Linked DNA regions of Homo sapiens: region 2 is linked to region 1. A link is a contact called in ENCODE Hi-C or POLR2A ChIA-PET data. All regions are on one chromosome and are shown on one strand. The core of a region is the stretch at or near the end of the contact, and the rest is flanking DNA. Distances in the headings are between cores, read along the strand shown. Region 1 overlaps GRIK4 (glutamate ionotropic receptor kainate type subunit 4). Region 2 holds the start of TBCEL-TECTA (TBCEL-TECTA readthrough).

Region 1 (5,818 bases), core at 2,927-5,426:
GCTTTCTTTCCTGAAGTATGTGTGTTGGTGAGGTGTGGTGGCAGCAGGCTGGAGGTCACAGAGCAAGTGCCCACCCCACCCATCTGGACTTCGGAGCCACCTCACCCAGACTCCCAACACTGTGCTCAACTCCCGTGGCTCCCTATGTCACCTTCTGTGCCTGCTCCACAGATAGTACTAGCCTCATTACTGTGTGCCAGGAACAATACTTGCTTTACAAATGTTCTCCTATTTAATCTTAGGACAACATTACAAGGGCAAAAGTATATTGCCCCCATTTTATAGATCAGAAAACTGAGGCTCTGAGGTCAACTAACTTGTTCAAGATCACGTGGCTGGGAAGTGGTAGAATTAGGATTCAAATTCAGATGGGTCAGTGTGTTCTCCTGACTGCTGTGCAGAGCTGCCCCCAGCAGTTGCCACCTCTCGCTTATAGGGTGGTACCTCAGTCACCCCATCCTGCTGCTTTTGCTCCCTGCCCTACCCCACAGCTAGGCCCTGCTCATCCCTTGCCTTCCTGTGAATAGATAGTCCTGCTTCAAAGAATTCCAAATGTGGCACCTCCTTCTATCTTCCCTCTGCCCTCTGGCCATCCCTCACCAGAAGGTCTTGTGGTGTGTTCGATGTGCGTACTGCCTGGCTTGGCCTCGCCAACTCACAGTTCCTGGCCAGAGTCATTATATGCTCTGGGAGCTTATTTACAGATGATTTTTCTTGCCATCCTATAGCTTGTCAGGAACAACTGACATCCTCCCATTTGTCAGCGTGAGAGCCAGGCCTGGCTTAGTTGTGCCGATGGCGGTGTCGGCAGCTACAGAGGCAGCCATCTGAGAGTCCTGTTGTATTACACCCCTTTCCAGAACCTATGGAATTATTCCTTATCTTATGCAGCCTTCAGATAGGCTGCCTCGCTTGATGCCAAGCTCTGGCCCTAGCTGTGTCTGCATTTGCTCTTGAGGCAACAATGCAAAGGCCCAGATCCTTAGAAATAGCAGCATGTAGTATGGTCGATGCATTTGGACTGCACTGAAAGGCATTGTTGACTCTTGCCAGACAGATCCCTATCCAGATCCAGGAGACACCCTGCACGGACCTGCCGTGTCCTAGGTGGCGACAGAACAGTGGGACAGAGGCCTGGCTGGCTGTCAGAGGGTGGCAAACAGTGGGACACAGGTGGGAGATCAAAACAGATGCTAGGTGTGGCCGGTAAGTCCAGCAAGTGTGCAAGCTGGGGTTAGTCTGGCCAACAGGAAAGGGGAGTTACTAGGAGCAAATCAGATAGGAGGGCTCAGCCTTAGAAAAACTTACCAGGTGGGATGTTGCGGCCCAAAGCAGAGGCTGGATCTCTGGGGCTCGTGCACAAAGGATGGAGACAAGATGCCAGAATCAGGAACAGCTTAATAGAAGAATAGCAACGAACACTTACTGAGCACTTGCCCCATGCTAGGCCCGATCCATTTGCTCATTTTTTTTTTTTTTTTTTTTTTTTTGGAGACGGAGTCTCACTCAGTCGCCCAGGCTGGAGTGCAGTGGCGCGATCTCGGCTCACTGCAAGCTCCGCCTCCCGGGTTCACACCATTCTCCTGCCTCAGCCTCCTGAGTAGCTGGGACTACAGGCACCCACCACCACCCCTGGCTAATTTTTTTGTATTTGTAGTAGAGACGGGGTTTCACCCTGTTAGCCAGGATGGTCTCGATCTCCTGACCTCGTGATCCGCCCGGCTCGGCCTCCCAAAGTGCTGGGATCACAGGCATGAGCCACTGCGCCCGGCCCCATTCGCTCATTTAATCCTCAGAATAAACCCGTGAAGCGGAAACTGGTACCATTCATACTTTACTCATGAGAAAGCAAGTTCAGAGAGGCTAAGTAACTTGCCCAGGATCACACAGCTAGCCAGAGGCAGACTTAAACCCAGGACCCTCTGATGGCTCTCTGGCCTAGTGTCAGATTCTGGTGGGTAGTTCATCCACCCAGCACACTGTCAGGGCATCACTGTTGAATCTAGGACAGACTGGTCCCTCTCCCCTGGGCTTTAGGACCTCTAGGGTGATGGCTGGCAAGTCCTGGGGGGCGATTACAGCTCCCAGCAGGGAGGCAAGTCTTCCCCCTGGGCTTTGCCTGGTGTTCGCAGCAGGCAGAGTTGGCTCCTCTGGGAATTTCACAATCTGTTAAGCTGTTTGTGCCAGACGAGGAATCTAGACTCTTCTTCATCCAAATGAGAATGAAAATCCATGAAAACATCCAGATGTGCATTTTACCCCTTCTTGAATTAGAAGCCACCCAGATGTGTAAAGAGAGGTGCACAGGAGGTTGGCCAGGCCTGAGTGTGGCTCCCTTGCGTGTGTGAGGTCACCGCTGTAGCAGTCGGTACCGTGGCAGCAGCCCTGGCTCCCCTTCCAGGCTCCTCACCACAGAGTCAGCAGAGCGTTTAGTGGCAGGCTCAACAGTGGCCATTCTCCTACTTGGGAAAATCACTTAACTTAAAAAAATATATATTGAAATAGACATATAGAAAAGTGCACAAATCGTAAGTGACAGCTTAATGAATGATCACAAAGAGGACATCCCTGTGTGATCAATCACTGTCCGGATCAAGAAATATACCCTTAGCGGCATCCTGAAGACCCCCTTGTCCCCACCCACCTCTTTCCTGTTTCACTCTCTACACCTTTCGTCTGCCCAAAGGTAACCATTATTCCAAATTTAACACCACATGACTTCTTGAGTCTCATTCTCCTCATCTCTAAATAGGTTACTGCCAACCTTAGACGTTGCTGTGGGTCTCAAGAACGATCTGTGAAAAAACAGTTTTGGGGTATGACTATTGATGGGCATATGAGCCATGTCAACAAGTGGGACACCTCTCAGAAAAAGACCAAATACACCTTTATCACCCAGGAAGAGTGGCCAGAGGTTCAGAACAATGTCTTCAGCTCTCTTCCTCAAAAAATGGCAGGGATTCCTGAGAAAATGCCCTGCTGCCCTTTGCAGTGGTTTCAACGTGTGCACATACTGATAGGAAATGAGAAGGGGCCAGATGCTGTCCACTTTGTGGATCCAATTGGTCACATCACTGCTCACTCCCTGGGGAGGTGGGGCAGTTCAGGGCTGGTCTCTGAGGCAGAGCTGGGGCCTCCATTCTGTCTAGCAGGAGCTGTAGGGGATGGGGTGAAAAAGTGGGAACAGAGAAGGAGCACAGGGAAGGCCTCTAGAAGTTCTCTATGGCTGTGGGCGATGCCCACAGAAGTTGGTGGTACTTTATTTTACCCAACAAAAACAGTCCTAATAACAGGCCCGTGAATCTCACCATTCCTAATTACAGGGCTGACAAGTGGGAGGGAAAATGAAAGGAAGACAGCGCCGTGAGCTGGTGGCACTGTCGGGCTCCTACAACAGCAGAAACCTGTCGCCTGGGCTTGCCCAGGCCAGCTTTACACAGGCCCCCGATCACGCCTGGAACCCATAGCCTCGAAATAAGTGTAGGGCTGGCTAGGCCAGCACAAGCCCTTGCTCATTAGTTCAGGTCTGCAGGTTGGATCCCCATGTGGACCAGTTAGCTTTGCCCGTTGTCAGCGACCCAGAGCTTAACCAGCTGTTTTGGCAGCCAGCAGGGATGGGAGACAGGCAGAAGAGGGTGGACTCACTGGTGAAAATTCAGTGCCCCTTGTCCCATGGCCTATTGGTGACTGTATTGTGGGCCAGAGATTTTTATCAATAAAGGGTGCATTTGGGTTAGAAATGAGCATATCGGCCAGGCGCAGTGGCTCACGCCTGTAATCCCAGTACTTTGGGAGACTGAGGCGGGTGATCACCTGAGGTCGGGAGTTCACGACCAGTCTGGCCAACATGGTGAAACCCCATCTCTACTAAAAATACAAAAAAAATTAGCCAGGTGTGGTGGTGTGCGCCTGTAATCCCAGCTACTCAGGAGGCTGAGGCAGGGGATTTGCTTGACCCCAGGAGGTGGAGGTTTCAGTGAGCCAAGATCGCACCACTGTGCTCCAGCCTGGGCATCAGAGCGAGACTCCATCTCAAAAAAAAAAAAAGAAAGAAAAAAAAGAAAAAGAAAGAAAAGAAATGAGCATATCTTCCTGAAAACTCAGATAGGATTCAATTTCTTTTCTTGATTCGACATGTAAATTGTTGGTCAATCTTCAGAAAGTCAGGTGTGATGGTGGTGGTAGTAGTGATGTGAGGAAGTGAAACTTAGGCCTCTCTGGGCTTTGCCACATACCATAACCTGCCTGGACCTAAGCTCTCAGTTCCCTTTCTCTTTCACACCTCAACTATATAAACACTGACATCTATAATGCATATTAGTTTTTTAATCATGGGATTTCTTTTCACTCCCTTCAATACCTACATTGAATTTTCTGAAACAATAATTTTAAAAAATAAATAAAATTGAAGTGAATCCTTTAAGTTGCAACAAAATAATAAAGGCTGACACTTCTGGAACATTCCCTATGTTTCAGGCACTGTTCTAAGTGCTTTTTGTGTATTCATTAATTTAACCTCCCCAACATACCTACAAAGTATGTAATATTACTAACCCCATTTTCCAGATGAGGAAACTGAGGTACAAAGAGGTTAAGTAACTGGCCTAAGATTATGCAGTTAGTAAGTGGCTGAGCTGGCCCTAGAGGGTGTACCCTTGGTCAAAACATTCTACTACAAAATCGTTCCCTCAGTTGAGAGCCAAGGATAGAGAATAATGTTAACTGAGCTCCTCTTTCTTGGATTTGTCTATTCATTCATTCAATCATGACTTCATTCAACAAATATTTATGTAGTGCCTGGCACATGGCAGGTTCTGGACACTGGAGATGTATGATGACTAAGGCAGACAAAGGTCACTCCTTCCTGAAGATGGCACTCTAGACAATCAACAGGTAAACTGGTAAATAAACAAGACAATTTCAGGTCATGATTTCCGCTGTGAAGAAAATAAAGCAGTATAATGAGCCAGAGTGTCTCGAGGAGAGGGGCCCATTAAGTGGGCAAGTAGGGAAGGCTGCATTGATGGCATGGTGCTTGAGCTGAGGTCAGAACGGTGAGAAGCCAGCTGGGCCATGGCCAGGGCAGAGCATATGTGGAGGGGAAAGAGTAAACTCCAAGACCCCAAGGTGGAAAGTGAACTTGTCATGTTCAGAAATCAGGATGGGGGTTAGCATGACTAGCTAGACTGTGGTGAATGGGCTGCCGTATCACCAACGCCTGGTGGGCCACGGTAAGGAGTTGGGTCTTTATGAACTTGGAAGTCTCTCGGTTCTTTTCCTAGGTCCACATACACCCATGGTCTGAGGATAGCATTGAGAGTCCACAAAACTAGAAAGGAAGAATTGGCCGGGCACAGTGGCTTACACCTGTAATCCCAGCACTTTGGGAGGCCAAGGCAGGCTGATCACTTGAGGTCAGAAGTTCGAGACCAGCCTCGCCAACATGGCAAAACCCCATCTCTACTAAAAATACAGAAATTAGCTGGGTGTGGTGGTGCGTGCCTGTAGTCCCAGGTACTCAGGAGGCTGAGGCAGGAGAACTGCTTGAACCTGAGAGGCGGAGGTTGCAGTGAACCACATCACATCACTGCCCTCCAGCCTAGGTGACAAAGTGAGACTCTGTCTCAAAAAAAAAAAAAAAAAAAAAAAAGAAAGAAAGAAAGAAAGGAAAAATTAACATCTATATATTTTTCTAAGTTCAAACAGAAATGTAATATTTCCTTCAATTATGAATGTGGTCAACAAAGCTTCATGGTATTAACCACACCTGTGACTTTGTCACCAATGGTATTAATTTAGTGTTGCTGTTAGACACACT
Region 2 (5,663 bases), core at 2,675-5,174, 98 kb after region 1:
GATAGACCTACTCCTGCCTTCATTGAGGCTTACATGCTCGCCAAAGAAACAACAAGGAAATAAGCTATTATGTATAATTTTCTGTCTCAAGGAAGTGAAAGAAGAACATTTGAAGTAAATGGCTTTGTGGAGGGAATTCCTATAGAATATATCATACAGGAAGGTTTGTGAGTATAGAGCAGTGCAGTTCAATAGAACTTTCTGTGATGATGAAAATATTCTGTATCTGCCCGGTCCAATATGATAGCCACTAGCCACATATGGTGATTGAGCACTTGAAATGTAACTAGTGTCAAGTGACTGAGGAAATGAAACTCGAATTTAACTTAATTTTAATTAATTTCAATTTAAATAGCCACATGTGGCTAGTGGCGACCAGATTGAACAGAGCAGATACAGAAGAGCAAATAGCAGTGATAAATGAGGCTGGAAAAGTCAGCAGGGTCCAGATCTGGAAAAATTTTGAGAAGTACATTAATAATAATAGACGTTATCTTGAGACCCACAGAGAATCCTGAAAGGGTTTTAAGTTCCAGAGAATAACACAATCACATATGTGTTTTTGTTTGTTTGTTTGTTTGTTTTTTTGATACAGAGTCTCGCTCTGTCACCCAGGCTGGAGTGCAGTGGCACAACCTCGGCTCACTGCAACCTCCGCCTCCTGGGTTCAAGCGATTCTCCTGCCTCAGCCTCCCGAGTAGCTGGGATTACAGGCTTGCACCACCACACCCAGCTAATTTTTGCATTTTTAGTAGAGACGGGCTTTCACCATATTGTCCAGGCTGGTCTCAAACTCCTGACCTCTTGATCCATCTGCCTTAGCCTCCCAAAGTGCTGAGATTACAGATGTAAGTTTTAGAAAGATAATTCTGGCTGTCTTGGGGAGAAAGATGGGAGGTGGGTAGAGACATTGATCTTGTCTTTAGAAGTTTCATCTATAAGGGGAAAGATGGGAAAAGAAGCAGAAAAATGACTGGAGGATATCTCAGAGATACAAAGAAGTGTATAATCGACCACACCCAGCCACATACAATACTCATATATGTATTTATATACGTTGCACATAGTATTTGTTAACAGTAATGACCCATATTTCTTGCTTTTTTCCTAGTTGCTCACAGGGCAACTAGCCTCTTAAGCGTTTCTGGGTGTCCCCAAAGGTACCTGAGCTCAGAAGTAAGTCTGTCAACAGAGTATCCATGCAGCATCCACCTTGTACATTTTACTCCGCTCTTCTCATGGTCCTCACCACTGAGGCTACTTTTGACTGTGGCCATGCTGAGAGGTGACAGCGTGCTGGCAGTGGTGACAGCGTGCTGGCAGTCCTCACAGCCCTCGCTCGCTCTTGGCGCCTCCTCTGCCTGGGCTCCCACTTTGGCGGCACTTGAGGAGCCCTTCAGCCCACCGCTGCACTGTGGGAGCCCCTTTCTGGGCTGGCCAAGGCCGGAGCCGGCTCCCTCAGCTTGCAGGGAGGTGTGGAGGGAGAGGCGCGAGCTGGAACTGGGGCTGCACGCGGCGCTTGCGGGCCAGCTGGAGTTCCGGGTGGGCGTGGGCTTGGCGGGCCGCGCACTCGGAGCAGCCGGCCGACCCTGCCGGCCCCTGGCAATGAGGGGCTTAGCACCCGGGCCAGCGGCTGCAGAGGGTGTACTGGGTCCCCCGGCAGTGCCAGCCCACCGGCGCTGCGCTCGAGTTCTCACCGGGCCTTAGCTGCCTTCCCGCGGGGCAGGGCTCGGGACCTGCAGCCCGCCGTGCCTGAGCCTCCCACCCCCTCCATGGGCTCCCGTGCGACCCGAGCCTCCCCGATGAGCGCCGCCCCCTGCTCCACGGCGCCCAGTCACTTCCACCACCCAAGGGCTGAGGAGTGCGGGCGCACGGCGCGGGACTGGCAGGCAGCTCCACCTGCAGCCCCGGTGCGGGATCCACTGGGTGAAGCCAGTTGGGCTCTTGAGTCTGGTAGGGACGTGTACAACTTTTATGTCTAGCTCAGGGATTGTAAATACACCAATCGGCACTCTGTATCTAGCTCAAGGTTTGCAAACACACCAATCAGCACCCTGTGTCTAGCTCAGGATTTGTGAATGCACCAATGGACACTCTGTATCTAGCTACTCTGGTGGGGACTTGGAGAACCTTTGTGTGGACACTCTGTATCTAGCTAATCTGGTGGGGAGGTGGAGAACCTTTTGTCTAGCTCAGGGATTGTAAATGCACCAATCAGCGCCCTGTCAAAACAGACCACTCGGCTCTACCAATCAGCAGGATGCGGGTGGGGCCAGATAAGAGAATAAAAGCAGGCTGCCCGAGCCAGCAGTGGCAACCCGCTCGGGTCCCTTTCCACACTGTGGAAGCTTTGTTCTTTTGCTCTTTTCAATAAATCTTAGTACTGCTCACTCTTTGGGTCCACACTGCTTTTATGAGCTGTAACACTCACCGCGAAGGTCTGCAGCTTCACTCCGGAGCCAGCGAGACCACTAACCCACCAGAAGGAAGAAACTCCGGACGCATCCGAACATCAGAAGGAAGAAACTCCAGACGCGCCACCTTAAGAGCTGTAGCATTCACCGCGAGGGTCCGCGGCTTCATTCTTGAAGTCAGTGAGACCAAGAACCCACCAATTCCGGACACAATGCTAATGATCTCAGTGCTCTGAAAGCCAGTAATTCTTAAATTGCCAAGAAAGGCACTCTGTTCTCTGTGGAAGGGGGAGTAAAGCCCCTTCCTGAGCAACCTAAGATACAATTCTTGGCTAATCATCCCCTTTATACTCAGAGCAGTTTCTTTACCCATGACCTTCTGGCTTTTTTTTTTCCTCTCTACCCTGTCTAACCCTACCTATGGGATATGAGAAAACAAAACAGAATGACAAAAATAAGTCTCCAGGAACTGATGATGGTAAGGTGCTATTGGGTCTGTCCTAAATAATTTTGTTTCCCCCTTCTAGAAACCAATGCAGACATGCACATGCACATTACATCCCCCACGTCTTTTCTGGCACACACCACACAGAAGCACATACACTTTATGCACAAAGACATCTTCATCTCCTAGCACTTCAGGGGACATTCCCATACAAGGCTGAATTCACTTGGGGTTGAGCCAGCACCACGCCTATTCCATGTATGTTTCTGCAAAAGAAATGGACGAAGGAGTACATAAGCAATCACAGCTCAACAGTCAGATATAGTAATACTATGCATGGAGTTGGAGCAATAGCGTGGCATAAAGTGAAGTGCATGGACCCTGGTGCCAGCCTGACCTGGATTCAAATCTCACCCTGGTCACATTTACTAACTGGGTGGTCTTGGGCAGATCACTTAAGCACTCTGAACTTGTTTTCAATTCTATAAATACCATCTCTTTGGAGGGCTGTAAAAATTAAAAATAGCACATGCGCAGTGCCTGTACCTAGAAAGTGCTCAATAAATGAAAGCTGCTGTTACTACATTGGTGTTGGAAGCTCGGGATGCCACTTGTGAAGGGGGCACAGAAGAAAGGTCAGACTGCCACCATACCCTGAGGGCTCATCTAGTATAGTTCCCTCATTTTATGGTTGAGGACACTGAAGCCAGAGATAGGAAGAGACTTGGTCAAGGTCACACAGCAAATCAGTAACAGAGCCAGGCCAAGATTCCAAGTGTTTCTGGAAAGGTTCAGCCCAATGCTCTTTTCTGCAGCCCCTATTGTCCTCTGATATGACAATGTGTACTCCTGTTCTGCCCCTGGGGATTGTCCACTCAATGGGTGGGCACGAGAAAGAGCAGATGAGGTGTTTGTGGTAAAGCCTAAGCCAGTGCAGCCATCCCCGTCGCCATGGCAACCCCAGCGCGGTTGGGGAGGACCCGCTCCTCCGGCGCCCCCTCCCATTCACGCAGCGGACGTGACACGTGCGGCGGGGTCACGTGTTGTTGTTGGGCCGGGAAAGCTGCTTCCGGGTCAATGCAGGACACTGGGCTCCGGCGGCCAGAGTGGGGGACTAGGTGAAGCGGCGCCGGGCCGGGGCTGGCCGGGACCAGGCCCGAGGCTGAGCGGCGGCGACAGCGGTGGCCGGGAGGGGGGAGGAGAGGCGCAGCCAGAGGAGCCGCCGCAGTAGCTCCCCCGCCTCCCGGGCTGAGGGGTGAGTGGAGCCGGGCCCGCTGGCTCTGCCGGGCTCTCGAGGCCCGAGGCGTTCCCCTCTGGAGCCGAGGCGCGGAGGGTCGCTCCTGCAGGGTGCTGGGATAGGACACTCGGGGAAGGGTGAAAGCCACATGGGGCCTGTCTCGAGCAGCTGTGGGGATGGGAGACCTGCCCTGGGGCTAGAGGGAGGATGGGGCCTGCCTGGCCTGGGCTATGGCGGAGCTGGGAGGGTCTTGGGCTGGGCTGGGCTGGGCTGGGCTGGGGGACTGGTCCCGGGTTGGAGGAGGGCGTGTTGGGGAGCCTGCCCGGGTTCCTGGGAGAATCTAGGCGTCTCACCTTGCCCCAGCGTGGGGGATGGGTAGATGCCTCCCAGCTGTTAGAAGAGGGAGACGTGTCTGGGACTGCTGGGGAAATAGGAAACTTGTCTCTGAACTACTGAATCCCAGAAAAGAGGACATGTCCCCAGGGAGGTTTGCTGGGGGAAGGACGGGCATGTCTAGGCCCTTGGGACATTAGGCCTGCTCTTACCAGGGGCTGATAAAAGGATGTGGATGTGGTAATTGAATAAGGGCTTTTGGGAGAAAAGATTTGCCCCAAGGTTGGGAGACTGAGAACGAGGGTGTTGGACTGACAGGCGGGTGCCTTGTCGTGGGATCTTGGGGGAAGTAAGGATCTGTGTGGAGCTTCTCTGTTGAGTTCTAGGTCCGCTAGTAGGAAGACATTCTGGGAATTGGTGAAGAGAGGAGATTTAATAGTCTTTTCTTGGGACACAGTGATTCCAGAAGTTGTAGTTGAGGAAAGTTGGTTGGAAGTGTTGAACTGTATACAGTCAGTGGAGAAAGGAGGAGCTCTACTGTGAAGGTTGCTAGGCTACAAAGAGCTTGTAGGCAACGCCTAGGGCTGTTGAGAGAAGTTGGTAATGCTTTCAAGTCCAAATACAGGCTGAGCTGGGGCTTGTCCCTTGTTCATGTCATGCTGCTGTGGAGCTCTTACGTTTCCAGTAGTCTATCTTGAGCAAAGAGTATGAATAGGTGCTGAGGACTAAGGAAAACATTCACTCTTTGGGTCCTGAGATGCATTAGACCCAGATCTCTAGGGTGGTAGCTTTCAAACTTAAAAAAAAAAAAATTATGCCCCACAGTAATAAGTATGTCTTACATTCAGATCTAGTACATACGTAGGTATGAAGGGAAACTTTCACAAAGCAGTATTTACCCTTATTATATGTGATATGTTCTGCTAATTTCTATTATATTCCACCCTCTTGCATTAAAAAAAATGCTGGCTGACATTTACTAAATTGATGATTTGTGGGTCACAACTTGCAGTTTGAAAAACACTGTTTCTGAAGCACATTTATTTGGTGTCAATCAGTGTCCTCATTCTGTAAGCTTCTAAAGAGCAGGGATGATTCTAAGGAGATGGATTTTTTTTTTTTTTATTTTATTTTGGCCGGGGGAGAGGGAGGAGGGCAGCTAGGTGCAATTGATTGCTTCGGTTTAGATGTTTATACCACGTAGCATATTTGACCTGTGTTTTCTGAAGGACCA

The links. A loop is a pair of places that touch in the nucleus more often than their neighbours do. ChIA-PET counts read pairs that join two places held with the same protein, here RNA polymerase II (POLR2A). Pooled maps may share reads with other maps.
Region 2: a loop to region 1 is called in a map with no recorded cell type, with 5 times the contacts of the local background. The contact joins the promoter of TBCEL-TECTA here to the enhancer-like site in region 1. A Hi-C loop is called at or near these places in 1 of 37 single-sample maps with no recorded cell type and 5 of 50 pooled maps. POLR2A ChIA-PET finds 5 or more read pairs at or near these places in 1 of 52 experiments (MCF 10A).

Annotation. Positions count from the first base shown.
Region 1 is chr11:120,921,940-120,927,757 of GRCh38, forward strand. The region is part of intron 13 of GRIK4 (glutamate ionotropic receptor kainate type subunit 4); the gene reads left to right. Among named protein-coding and RNA genes, the nearest start is that of TBCEL, 99 kb to the right of the region's middle. RefSeq lists a silencer at 4,191-4,290. Within about 2 kb of position 4,177, at least 2 of the 41 ENCODE cell types and tissues checked have a DNase peak (open chromatin) inside an H3K27ac peak, as active enhancers do.
Region 2 is chr11:121,020,178-121,025,840 of GRCh38, forward strand. It overlaps TBCEL-TECTA (TBCEL-TECTA readthrough), which reads left to right and starts at 3,925. Exons shown (of 30, transcript NM_001378761.1): 1 at 3,925-4,114. TBCEL (tubulin folding cofactor E like) reads left to right here and starts at 3,925. Exons shown (of 9, transcript NM_001363644.2): 1 at 3,925-4,114. RefSeq lists silencers at 3,739-3,888, 3,909-4,178.